Linked DNA regions of Homo sapiens: regions 1 and 3 are each linked to region 2. Evidence: chromatin contacts called from ENCODE Hi-C or POLR2A ChIA-PET data. All regions are on one chromosome and are shown on one strand. The core of a region is the stretch at or near the end of the contact, and the rest is flanking DNA. Distances in the headings are between cores, read along the strand shown. Region 1 holds the start of HRAS (HRas proto-oncogene, GTPase). Region 2 holds the start of TOLLIP (toll interacting protein). Region 3 holds the start of PANO1 (proapoptotic nucleolar protein 1).

The links. A loop is a pair of places that touch in the nucleus more often than their neighbours do. ChIA-PET counts read pairs that join two places held with the same protein, here RNA polymerase II (POLR2A). Pooled maps may share reads with other maps.
Region 1: a map of B cell shows a loop between it and region 2 (23-fold over the local background). The contact joins the promoter of HRAS here to the promoter of TOLLIP in region 2. A Hi-C loop is called at or near these places in 1 of 168 maps with a recorded cell type or tissue (B cell), 1 of 37 single-sample maps with no recorded cell type and 3 of 50 pooled maps. POLR2A ChIA-PET finds 5 or more read pairs at or near these places in 1 of 52 experiments (GM12878).
Region 3: a pooled map shows a loop between it and region 2 (11-fold over the local background). The contact joins the promoter of PANO1 here to the promoter of TOLLIP in region 2. A Hi-C loop is called at or near these places in 1 of 168 maps with a recorded cell type or tissue (naive thymus-derived CD4-positive, alpha-beta T cell) and 8 of 50 pooled maps. POLR2A ChIA-PET finds 5 or more read pairs at or near these places in 1 of 52 experiments (GM12878).

The regions. Positions count from the first base shown.
Region 1 is chr11:534,126-536,825 of GRCh38, reverse strand. HRAS (HRas proto-oncogene, GTPase) reads left to right here and starts at 1,250. Exons shown (of 6, transcript NM_005343.4): 1 at 1,250-1,410; 2 at 2,451-2,614. The coding sequence starts at 2,504. It also overlaps a transcript of LRRC56 not described here. RefSeq lists enhancers at 591-1,298, 1,320-2,176, 2,177-2,700 and a silencer at 2,154-2,313.
Region 2 is chr11:1,308,026-1,311,528 of GRCh38, reverse strand. It overlaps TOLLIP (toll interacting protein), which reads left to right and starts at 1,897. Exons shown (of 6, transcript NM_019009.4): 1 at 1,897-2,063. The coding sequence starts at 2,031. It overlaps TOLLIP-DT (TOLLIP divergent transcript), which reads right to left and starts at 1,821. Exons shown (of 1, transcript NR_029409.1): 1 at 822-1,821. RefSeq lists silencers at 77-206, 1,732-2,441 and an enhancer at 740-1,501.
Region 3 is chr11:796,376-799,721 of GRCh38, reverse strand. PANO1 (proapoptotic nucleolar protein 1) reads right to left here and starts at 2,096. Exons shown (of 1, transcript XM_034751809.2): 1 at 530-2,096. The coding sequence starts at 2,096. The coding sequence ends at 1,449. SLC25A22 (solute carrier family 25 member 22) reads left to right here and starts at 1,441. Exons shown (of 10, transcript NM_001191061.2): 1 at 1,441-1,505. It overlaps PIDD1 (p53-induced death domain protein 1), which reads left to right. Exons shown (of 16, transcript NM_145886.4): 16 at 157-538. The coding sequence ends at 415. RefSeq lists a silencer at 1,067-1,726 and enhancers at 1,349-1,865, 2,087-2,256, 2,397-2,456, 2,527-2,596, 3,157-3,296 and 1 more.

The DNA.
Region 1 (2,700 bases), core at 1-2,500, 770 kb after region 2:
AGGCGGGCGCTGGACTGGGCAGAGGCAGGGTTTGCCTGACTGTAAAACGCCTTTTTTGTTTTGAGACGAAGTAGCGCTCTGTTGCCCAGTGCAGTGGCGCGATTTCGGCTCACCGCAACATCCGCCTCCCGGGTTCCAGCGATTCTCCTGCCTCAGCCTCCCGAGTAGCTGGGACTACAGGCGCGCGCCACTGCAGCCGACTAATTTTTTGTGTTTTTAGTAGAGACAGGGTTTCATCATGTTGGCCAGGCTGGTCTTGAACTCCTGACCTCAAGTAATCCACCCGCTTAGGCCTCCCGAAGTGCTGGGATTATAGGCGTGAGCCACCGCGCCCGGCCCTTTTTGTTTTTTAATGAGGATGTATTTCTGATTCCTTTGCAATTTTAAAAAATGTTAAAAACATGTCTTTTTGGGTTTGAAAGAGCTAGGATGTGCGTCTATGTGCTTGGGGTGAGCCCTGGGCACTTCGCTCCCCTGTGGCAACTTGTGGGTACGGTTTAACTGGACCACGCTGAGCTTCTGCAGCGTTGGAACCTCAAGTTTGGGGGGACTGGGCGGGCAGGGTCGCCTGCCACGCAGGCCCGAGAAAGAGGAGAGTGGTGGAGGGGGCGTTCTCACGCCTGGCCCCAGGGCACACGGCTGCGCCCGCCGCCCGGAACCCCACCGGGGCTGCAAGCGTCCTCGGGGTGGGTTGCGGTGGGAGTAGGGGAGCTGGGGTGCGTGGTGGTAGGTGGGGTGCGCGGCCGCTCCACCTGCGCGGAAGGGCAGCCGGGCAACCGGACCCCGCGGCCACCCGGGGGCCCCCAGCTCCGAGCATCCCGCCTTGGTCCCGGCGGATCCCAGCCTTTCCCCAGCCCGTAGCCCCGGGACCTCCGCGGTGGGCGGCGCCGCGCTGCCGGCGCAGGGAGGGCCTCTGGTGCACCGGCACCGCTGAGTCGGGTTCTCTCGCCGGCCTGTTCCCGGGAGAGCCCGGGGCCCTGCTCGGAGATGCCGCCCCGGGCCCCCAGACACCGGCTCCCTGGCCTTCCTCGAGCAACCCCGAGCTCGGCTCCGGTCTCCAGCCAAGCCCAACCCCGAGAGGCCGCGGCCCTACTGGCTCCGCCTCCCGCGTTGCTCCCGGAAGCCCCGCCCGACCGCGGCTCCTGACAGACGGGCCGCTCAGCCAACCGGGGTGGGGCGGGGCCCGATGGCGCGCAGCCAATGGTAGGCCGCGCCTGGCAGACGGACGGGCGCGGGGCGGGGCGTGCGCAGGCCCGCCCGAGTCTCCGCCGCCCGTGCCCTGCGCCCGCAACCCGAGCCGCACCCGCCGCGGACGGAGCCCATGCGCGGGGCGAACCGCGCGCCCCCGCCCCCGCCCCGCCCCGGCCTCGGCCCCGGCCCTGGCCCCGGGGGCAGTCGCGCCTGTGAACGGTGAGTGCGGGCAGGGATCGGCCGGGCCGCGCGCCCTCCTCGCCCCCAGGCGGCAGCAATACGCGCGGCGCGGGCCGGGGGCGCGGGGCCGGCGGGCGTAAGCGGCGGCGGCGGCGGCGGCGGCGGGTGGGTGGGGCCGGGCGGGGCCCGCGGGCACAGGTGAGCGGGCGTCGGGGGCTGCGGCGGGCGGGGGCCCCTTCCTCCCTGGGGCCTGCGGGAATCCGGGCCCCACCCGTGGCCTCGCGCTGGGCACGGTCCCCACGCCGGCGTACCCGGGAGCCTCGGGCCCGGCGCCCTCACACCCGGGGGCGTCTGGGAGGAGGCGGCCGCGGCCACGGCACGCCCGGGCACCCCCGATTCAGCATCACAGGTCGCGGACCAGGCCGGGGGCCTCAGCCCCAGTGCCTTTTCCCTCTCCGGGTCTCCCGCGCCGCTTCTCGGCCCCTTCCTGTCGCTCAGTCCCTGCTTCCCAGGAGCTCCTCTGTCTTCTCCAGCTTTCTGTGGCTGAAAGATGCCCCCGGTTCCCCGCCGGGGGTGCGGGGCGCTGCCCGGGTCTGCCCTCCCCTCGGCGGCGCCTAGTACGCAGTAGGCGCTCAGCAAATACTTGTCGGAGGCACCAGCGCCGCGGGGCCTGCAGGCTGGCACTAGCCTGCCCGGGCACGCCGTGGCGCGCTCCGCCGTGGCCAGACCTGTTCTGGAGGACGGTAACCTCAGCCCTCGGGCGCCTCCCTTTAGCCTTTCTGCCGACCCAGCAGCTTCTAATTTGGGTGCGTGGTTGAGAGCGCTCAGCTGTCAGCCCTGCCTTTGAGGGCTGGGTCCCTTTTCCCATCACTGGGTCATTAAGAGCAAGTGGGGGCGAGGCGACAGCCCTCCCGCACGCTGGGTTGCAGCTGCACAGGTAGGCACGCTGCAGTCCTTGCTGCCTGGCGTTGGGGCCCAGGGACCGCTGTGGGTTTGCCCTTCAGATGGCCCTGCCAGCAGCTGCCCTGTGGGGCCTGGGGCTGGGCCTGGGCCTGGCTGAGCAGGGCCCTCCTTGGCAGGTGGGGCAGGAGACCCTGTAGGAGGACCCCGGGCCGCAGGCCCCTGAGGAGCGATGACGGAATATAAGCTGGTGGTGGTGGGCGCCGGCGGTGTGGGCAAGAGTGCGCTGACCATCCAGCTGATCCAGAACCATTTTGTGGACGAATACGACCCCACTATAGAGGTGAGCCTGGCGCCGCCGTCCAGGTGCCAGCAGCTGCTGCGGGCGAGCCCAGGACACAGCCAGGATAGGGCTGGCTGCAGCCCCTG
Region 2 (3,503 bases), core at 648-3,147:
AGTGTGCCCTGGCATCTTGTAATCTCCCAGGATAGAAATAAAGAGAGATCAGCAGACATAGCAGCGAGGAGAAAGAGAAATCTTTATTTAGCTTGTGCACAAGGAAGTCAGCACCATGAAAGGAAAACGGTGGGGGGCCCCGCCGCCAGGGGGTGGCACGTGGGTTAGTTTCACAGGGAAGGGATTGGTCCAGGCATGGATAGGAGGGGTTTGTCTAGTGCTTCTCAGTAGCTTTGCATGCTTCTTCATGCATTGCATGCAACATTCACATTTTAAATCTCTACCCCTAGGTGTGATTTTTAGCGTGAAAATGAGGAAGGGGTAACAATAGTTGAAGTATAAGTCTAACTGCACATGTGGGGCCCGGGGAAGTCCCTAGGCCCCCAAAGCAGGAACTTGTGGTTAATAGCTTCTTGGGTCTTGTGCTGTGGATTGGCTGGATGTTAAGCTACAACTTGAGGAAGGGGCTTTCGTTCTTTTTCTCTACACCCCATCAAAACAGGCAAGCGGCCAGGCTGCCGGTTTTAAAAGGAGAGACTGGTAACCGAGACCCAAAGATGTGGTCTTTGGGATAAGAGGAAAGTGAGAGCACATGGTGTCCTGGATGGGGAGTGAAGAAAGCATGTGTAGCAAGAATGACTATCGATTTTGCTGTAGTTCCCGGAGGACGAGGACTGAGAACTGACCACTAACAATATAGAGATCACTGACAAAGAGTTTTTAGTGGAGTGGTTGTGTTACCGGAAAAGGGTCCTGATCCAGACCCCAAAAGAGGATTCGTGGATCTTGTGGAAGAAAGAATTCCAGGCCAGTCCACAGAGTAAAGTGAAAGCAAGTTTATTAAGGCAGTGAAGGAATAAAAGAATGGCTACTCCATAGAGCAGGGTGTTCCCAAAAGCACGAGGAGGAAGGCGTCCACCTGGGTACGCTTGTTTATATGTAAGATAAAAGCCAAAAAACATCACGGGGGAGACGTGCTGTACTACCTGGGCTCGTCAAAGGATTGCCAATCTTTGCATAACGCCTGTCCTCCGCAAGCATCTGTATCATTATCTTTAAAGCGAAACTTCAACTAAGAATGCTTCTTGTTCTTAAGATACCCGGACATCGGGACCTAAGTTCCGGGTCTGCTGCGTAAAAGTTTATTAACCTGTTCCCGTGACCGTAAACGCCCGACTCCTGGGGATGCAGCCAGCGGGGTTCAGCCTCAGTTTACCCAGCGCTGTTCGAGCTGGAGTCGCTCTGGTTGGAGCGCCTGACCGCGAGGGCCGAGGTCAGGCCGGACTGGGGTTCTCCGGAGCGAGCAGGAGAGGAGCGGGGCTCCTGCGGAGCGGCGCGGCGGGGAGGCCGAGGGCAGGGCGGGCTCGAGCTCGGGCTCTTCTGGCAGCGCCTCCATCCCCGTTCCGTTCACCCGGCAGCCGCCCCGTGGAGGAACCGCGCCCCATCTTTAGCCCTGTGAAACAGAAAGGCCCTTCCTCCGGCAGGCAGCTGAGGGAAAGATCGCCCTGCAGGGGATGTCGGGCCTGTCACTGCTTTGTTGCGGGCCACAGTTCCCTCCCTTCTCCGAGCGGGTCGCACGTCCGAAGGTCACCCCCGCCAGGTGGCTAGGCCCTGTCGCCACTCGACAGAGGACCGAGGAGGAACCAACCCACTGCCCAGACTGCAGCGCCGCCACGCTAGGGCCCGCGCCGACAACCGTCATGACTGGGCATGCGCAAACGGCCCCGCCGGGAGCCATTTCGCCGGGCTGCAGGGCTCGAGGAGAGAGCAGGTGCGCAGGCGCCGGGCGAGAGGCTGCGCCTGCCCTACCCTGGAGCGCGCGTGCGCGCGAGAGCCGGAAGGGGCGGTGCCTGGCGCGGCGCCTGCGCAGTGGGGCGGTGCCGGGGGCGGGGCGCGGCGGCTGTCAGCTGACTGTGGCGGCGGCGGCCTCGAGGTGACAACTGTCTCCGTCGCAGGCTCCGGCGGGGGCGCAGGAGGTCGCCCGGCGCGTCACTGTCGGGTCGGCGAGCCACGGGGGCCGCCGCAGCACCATGGCGACCACCGTCAGCACTCAGCGCGGGCCGGTGAGGCAGCCGGGCGAGGGTCGGGCGGGGGCGGTGACCTGCGGTTGCGGGCGGGGCCTTGGGTCAGGGCTACTGCTCAGCTGCGGCTGGCGGGCCGACTCCGCGGCTCTCCCGGGGCACGCGGGGCGCCTGGCCGGCCGGAGGGGAGCGGCGGCGTCCACACCTCGGGGCGGGGCGGGCCGGACGGACGCGCCCACGCTGCAGGAGGCTTGAGCTCACCGCCGTGCCGGGGCAGAGCTTTGGGGAGGCAGCCCCGGGGGAGGGGGCCTGCGCCCGTTGTGAGCCCCAGATGGAGGCGGGCCCCGTGCCCCATGGTGCCCCAGAGGGAGGCAGGCCCCGCTCCCCAATGGTCTCCAGATGGAGGAGGGCCCGGTGCCCAGATGGAGGCGGCCCCGAGCTCTGACTCCCGAATGGAGGAGGGCCCCGCACCCTAATGGTCCCCCAGGTGGAGGCGGGCCCTGAACCCTAATGGTCCCCTAGATGGATGCGGGCCCTGCTCCCTGATGGCCCCCCAGGTGGAGGCGGGTCCCGCACCCTGATGGCACCCTAGATGGAGGCGGGCCCCGCACCCTGATGGCCCCCCCAGGTGGAGGCGGGTCCCGCACCCTGATGGCCCCCCAGGTGGAGGCGGGCCTGCACTCTAGTTGGTCCCATAGATGATGGCTGTTTCCTCTTTCTCATTTACACAGAGTGAGGGCAGTGGTGACCACTTCTTGGGCCCAATTGTGTCCCCGGTTAGTGGCCACCGTGCAAAACCTCAGTTTCTTCATTTGCAAATGAGAGGATAGGCGCCAGGAACTTCAGAGAACCTTTCCTGCTCTGAATTCTCTCCTGAGAGTTGCCTGGCAGTTTCTTCTATAGCATTAATATTGCAGGAGAGCTGGTGTAGACTGACTCAGAGATGATGGGCTCCTGGCGTGAGTGGCCTCCTGGCTCACTGTTAGGGCCTTCTTGCATTGCTGTAAAGGAATACCGAGACTGGGTAATTTGTAAGAAAAGAGATTTAATTGGCTCCCGGTTCTGCAGGCTGTACAGGTAGCATGGTGCCGGCATCTGCTCCTGGGGAGGCCTCTGGAAGCTCCCAGTCATGGCGGAAGGCCAAGTGGGAGCTTACACGTCACATGGCGAAAGCAGCAAGAGAGTTGGGGGTGGGGAGGTGCCACACACTGTAATGACCAGATCTTGTGAGAACTCACTATCACCGGGACAGCACCAAGCCACGAGGGATCTGTCCCTGTGACCCACACACCCACCCTGCCAGGCCCCACCTCCAACATTGGGGATCATAATTCAGCGTGAGATTTGGCGGGGACACAGATTCAAACCGTGTCACTCACTGAGGCTGGGCTGGGGCAGGCTGTCGTGAGCGGTACAGTTTTTATCAACAGTGGCTCTGAACATGCCGTGGGTGGAAAAAGTCCTTTTTCACGATGCTCCAAG
Region 3 (3,346 bases), core at 847-3,346, 510 kb after region 2:
GGAGGTGGGGGAAGGGCAAACACCAGGCTGGAAAGGAAAGGTCTGGCCGCACCTGGCCCCAGGAGCCGGGAACTCCCCCACACTCCGAGGCAGAGTGTGGTGGGGGGTCCTGGGCAGGTGGACAGGACCCCTCTGTCGCCCATCCTCTGCCTGCAGGGATGATCTGGATGAGCAGATCCGTCACATGCTCTTCTCCTGGGCTGAGCGCCAGGCTGGGCAGCCAGGGGCTGTGGGGCTCCTGGTGCAGGCCCTGGAGCAGAGTGACCGGCAGGACGTGGCTGAAGAGGTGCGCGCAGTCTTGGAGCTCGGCCGCCGCAAGTACCAGGACAGCATCCGACGCATGGGCTTGGCCCCCAAGGACCCCGCTCTGCCTGGCTCCTCGGCTCCACAGCCCCCAGAGCCTGCCCAGGCCTAGGCCCCACAGACTTTTAGGCTGGCCCAGATATTCCCCAGTGGATGGGCAGAGCCCCCACCTTCAAGTCTCTCCAGTGTGTGGGGACGGGTCCCTGTGAGCAACAAAACTGCACTGTTTCTTTCACCTCAGAGCTTGATTTATTTGTTGGATGGAGAAGCCGTTGGAGGGCGGAGGGTGGTGGGGTAGAGGCCTGGCCCCTGCGGGGAGGGAGGCCTGTGTGCACAGGTGCCCCACATCCTGGTCCTGTCCTCTCCCACTGTGCCTGGGGCCTCCTGTGGGTCCTCATCTTCCTGGGAGGGAGGAGCTGTGCTACAAAGTAACCCACATGGGCTACTTTTTTTTTTTTTTTAAATGGAGTTTCTGTCACCCAGGCTGGAGTGCAGTGGCATGATCTCAGCTCACTGCAACCTCTGCCTCCCAGGTTCAAGCGATTCTGCGTCACCCTCTCAAGTAGCTGGGACTAGGGCACTTGCCACCACGCTGGCTAATTTTTGTATTTTTAGTAGACGGGGTTTCACCATGTTGGCCAGGCTGGTCTCGAACTCCTGACCTTAAGTGATCCGCCTGCCTCGGCCTCCAAAAGTGCTGGGATTGCAGGTGTGAGCCACTGCGCCCAGCCCCAAGTGGGGTGCTTTGGATACAAAGTCGCTGTTCGGCGGGTGGGGTTGTGCCTCCACTTCTCCATTGCGCTGGCCCAGCAGTTCCACGGATCACCTGTGTCTGCCCTGGAGGCCACGCCTCCCCCAGGGCACCCTCATCCACCGGCGCTCTGCCACCTGCCCGCGCCCCGCGGGTCCTTGTGCCTGCAGGGGCCTGAGGCCCGGAAACCAAGAAAGGACCTTGGGGACGCGCGGCCCGGCCTCTGCGCGCAGAACTGCCACCCTGCCCGGGGGAACCCACGGCCAGGGGGCGGGTGGGCGCGTGGCTGTGGCCTGGCTGGGCGCAGTAGCCTCGACGGCCAGGAGGGGGAGCCGAAGCCCGGAGGAGGCCGAGGGCGGAGCGCGCGCGGCGCCGAGCGGACGCGCCTCCCCGCCTAGGTGCTGGCCGAGCGCGGGGCGGGCAGGCGAGCGCGGCGGCGGCGGCGAGCGTGGTGAGTGTCTGCCCGGCGGCTCCCTTCTGCTGCGCCCATCCGAACGCGGCCGGGCTGCGGGGGCGAGAGGTGCTGCGGCGGCCGAGGGAGGTGACAGCTGCCCGAACAACGTGGCCTGGCGGGCGGGAGGGGGGGTCCTGGACCAGCGGATGCTCCGATCCGCGGCTGCTCTGGCGTGAGACGCCGTGCTCGGCCCCGACGGTTCCGGGCGCGCTCCCCGCACATACGTGTCCCCGAGGGTGGGTGTCCGGGGCCCGAGCCCAAGGAAGAAAGGCCGACCCGTGTGGGACGCACACGTGGGAGTTCACCGGACATCTGTGGACACGTGCGTGGCCGGAGTCGCGGTGGCCAGGCGGAGGACGGAGCGGTCGGCTGAGCCCCAGCAGTAGGGCAGGGGCCTGAGCCGGCCTCCGAGCGCAGAGAGCGGCCCCCAACCCGCTTCTCCTTTGTCCTCTGGCCGAGGCATCGCGCAGTTGGAGTCCCCTTCCGGGACCCTCCAGCCAGCAGGATAGAAAGCACCGCCCCAAGAGGACGGGGACAGCGGGAGATTGAATGGGGAGCCGCCGGCCAGACTCGGAGCCTCACCCCCATTGCCTTTCTTGGGGGTAGGAGGAGCCTGGCGGCTTCTTGGGTGGAGGATTTTACCCCTGCAGATTCGGAAGCAGCGGTATCTTCCTGTGGGGTGGTCTCTGCTCTCCTGCTGTCTCCCTGGCTTGCCTGTGGCCTCAGTTCACCTGACTATGAAGGGGGGACAGTGACGGCTCACAGCCCGGGGCCCGGCTGGGGCTGCAGGGTTTCTATAGCAACATCAGTGCAGGGGGAGGGCCCTGGCCAGCTGTCTCATAAACCAGGGGTGGGAACTGCCGAGTGAGGGCAGAGAAAGGCGGGGTTGGCGTTCAGAGGGAACCCCTGCCGGTTCTTCCCCAGGCAGAGCCCCTCACTGTCATCATTCTCCACCCAGAAGCTCCTCTCCGCTGCACTGGGTGACGTGCGGGCCCAGGCCTGCCTCTCCGCCCTGGGATCTCTGGGCCTGCTTCTCTTCTTGGGACGAATGGCCGCTCCCCACCTCGGTCGGCCTGACTTCCAGGATTGCCCCTATCATGCAGGTGTCCTCATCCCAGACTGGAGATAGGCTCCCAGGAGGAAGGGGGTTGCTCAGTCCCTGGAGGGCCAGGGTACACCCCTGGGAGGGACTAGAGTGGAGATGAAGGGCCCAGCGCAGCCCGGAGAGCTGTGGCCAGTCTGCACCCGAAGAGTGGGGCGGCAGGGGTGGGGGGGGCTAGGAGGGATCAGGTAGAAGTTCAGAGGTCAGCTTGTCACCACCACTGGCTGAGGCAGGGAAAGGCAGGTCTGACGGTGAAGCCCTGAGTGGGACGGGTGGTGGGGCAGAGGGCTCTGGGCATGCCAGCTCGTGTGCCCTCTGGACCTGCCAGGTGAGCAGGGCCTGTGGGTGGCAACAGTGGCCTCTGGCACCCAGCTAGCTCTTCCCTGTGGACAGCAGGCCTTTTTTGTGGCCCAGCATGAGGCTTCCCTGACATGCATCTGCCCCTAGCAGACACACATCCCACAGACACGAGTGGGTGTTAGCCCATCTCTGCTCCACAGCACCGGATTCCCTGTCCAGGTACATACAGGGTACCCTGGCCCGGAGAAAGCCTCATTCTCAGAGTACCAGCCCTAGACAGATCCAGGCCAGGAAATGCTATAGGGTTCAACCCACAGGCAGCAGACAGGAACACATGTGTGCTGGGGGTGTGGTGGCCACGCGCTGAGGTCCCTGTCGGTGGGTGGCCTCGCTGTGCCAGGTCAGCCTGAGTCAGACCCACCCCTGCTCATCTCTC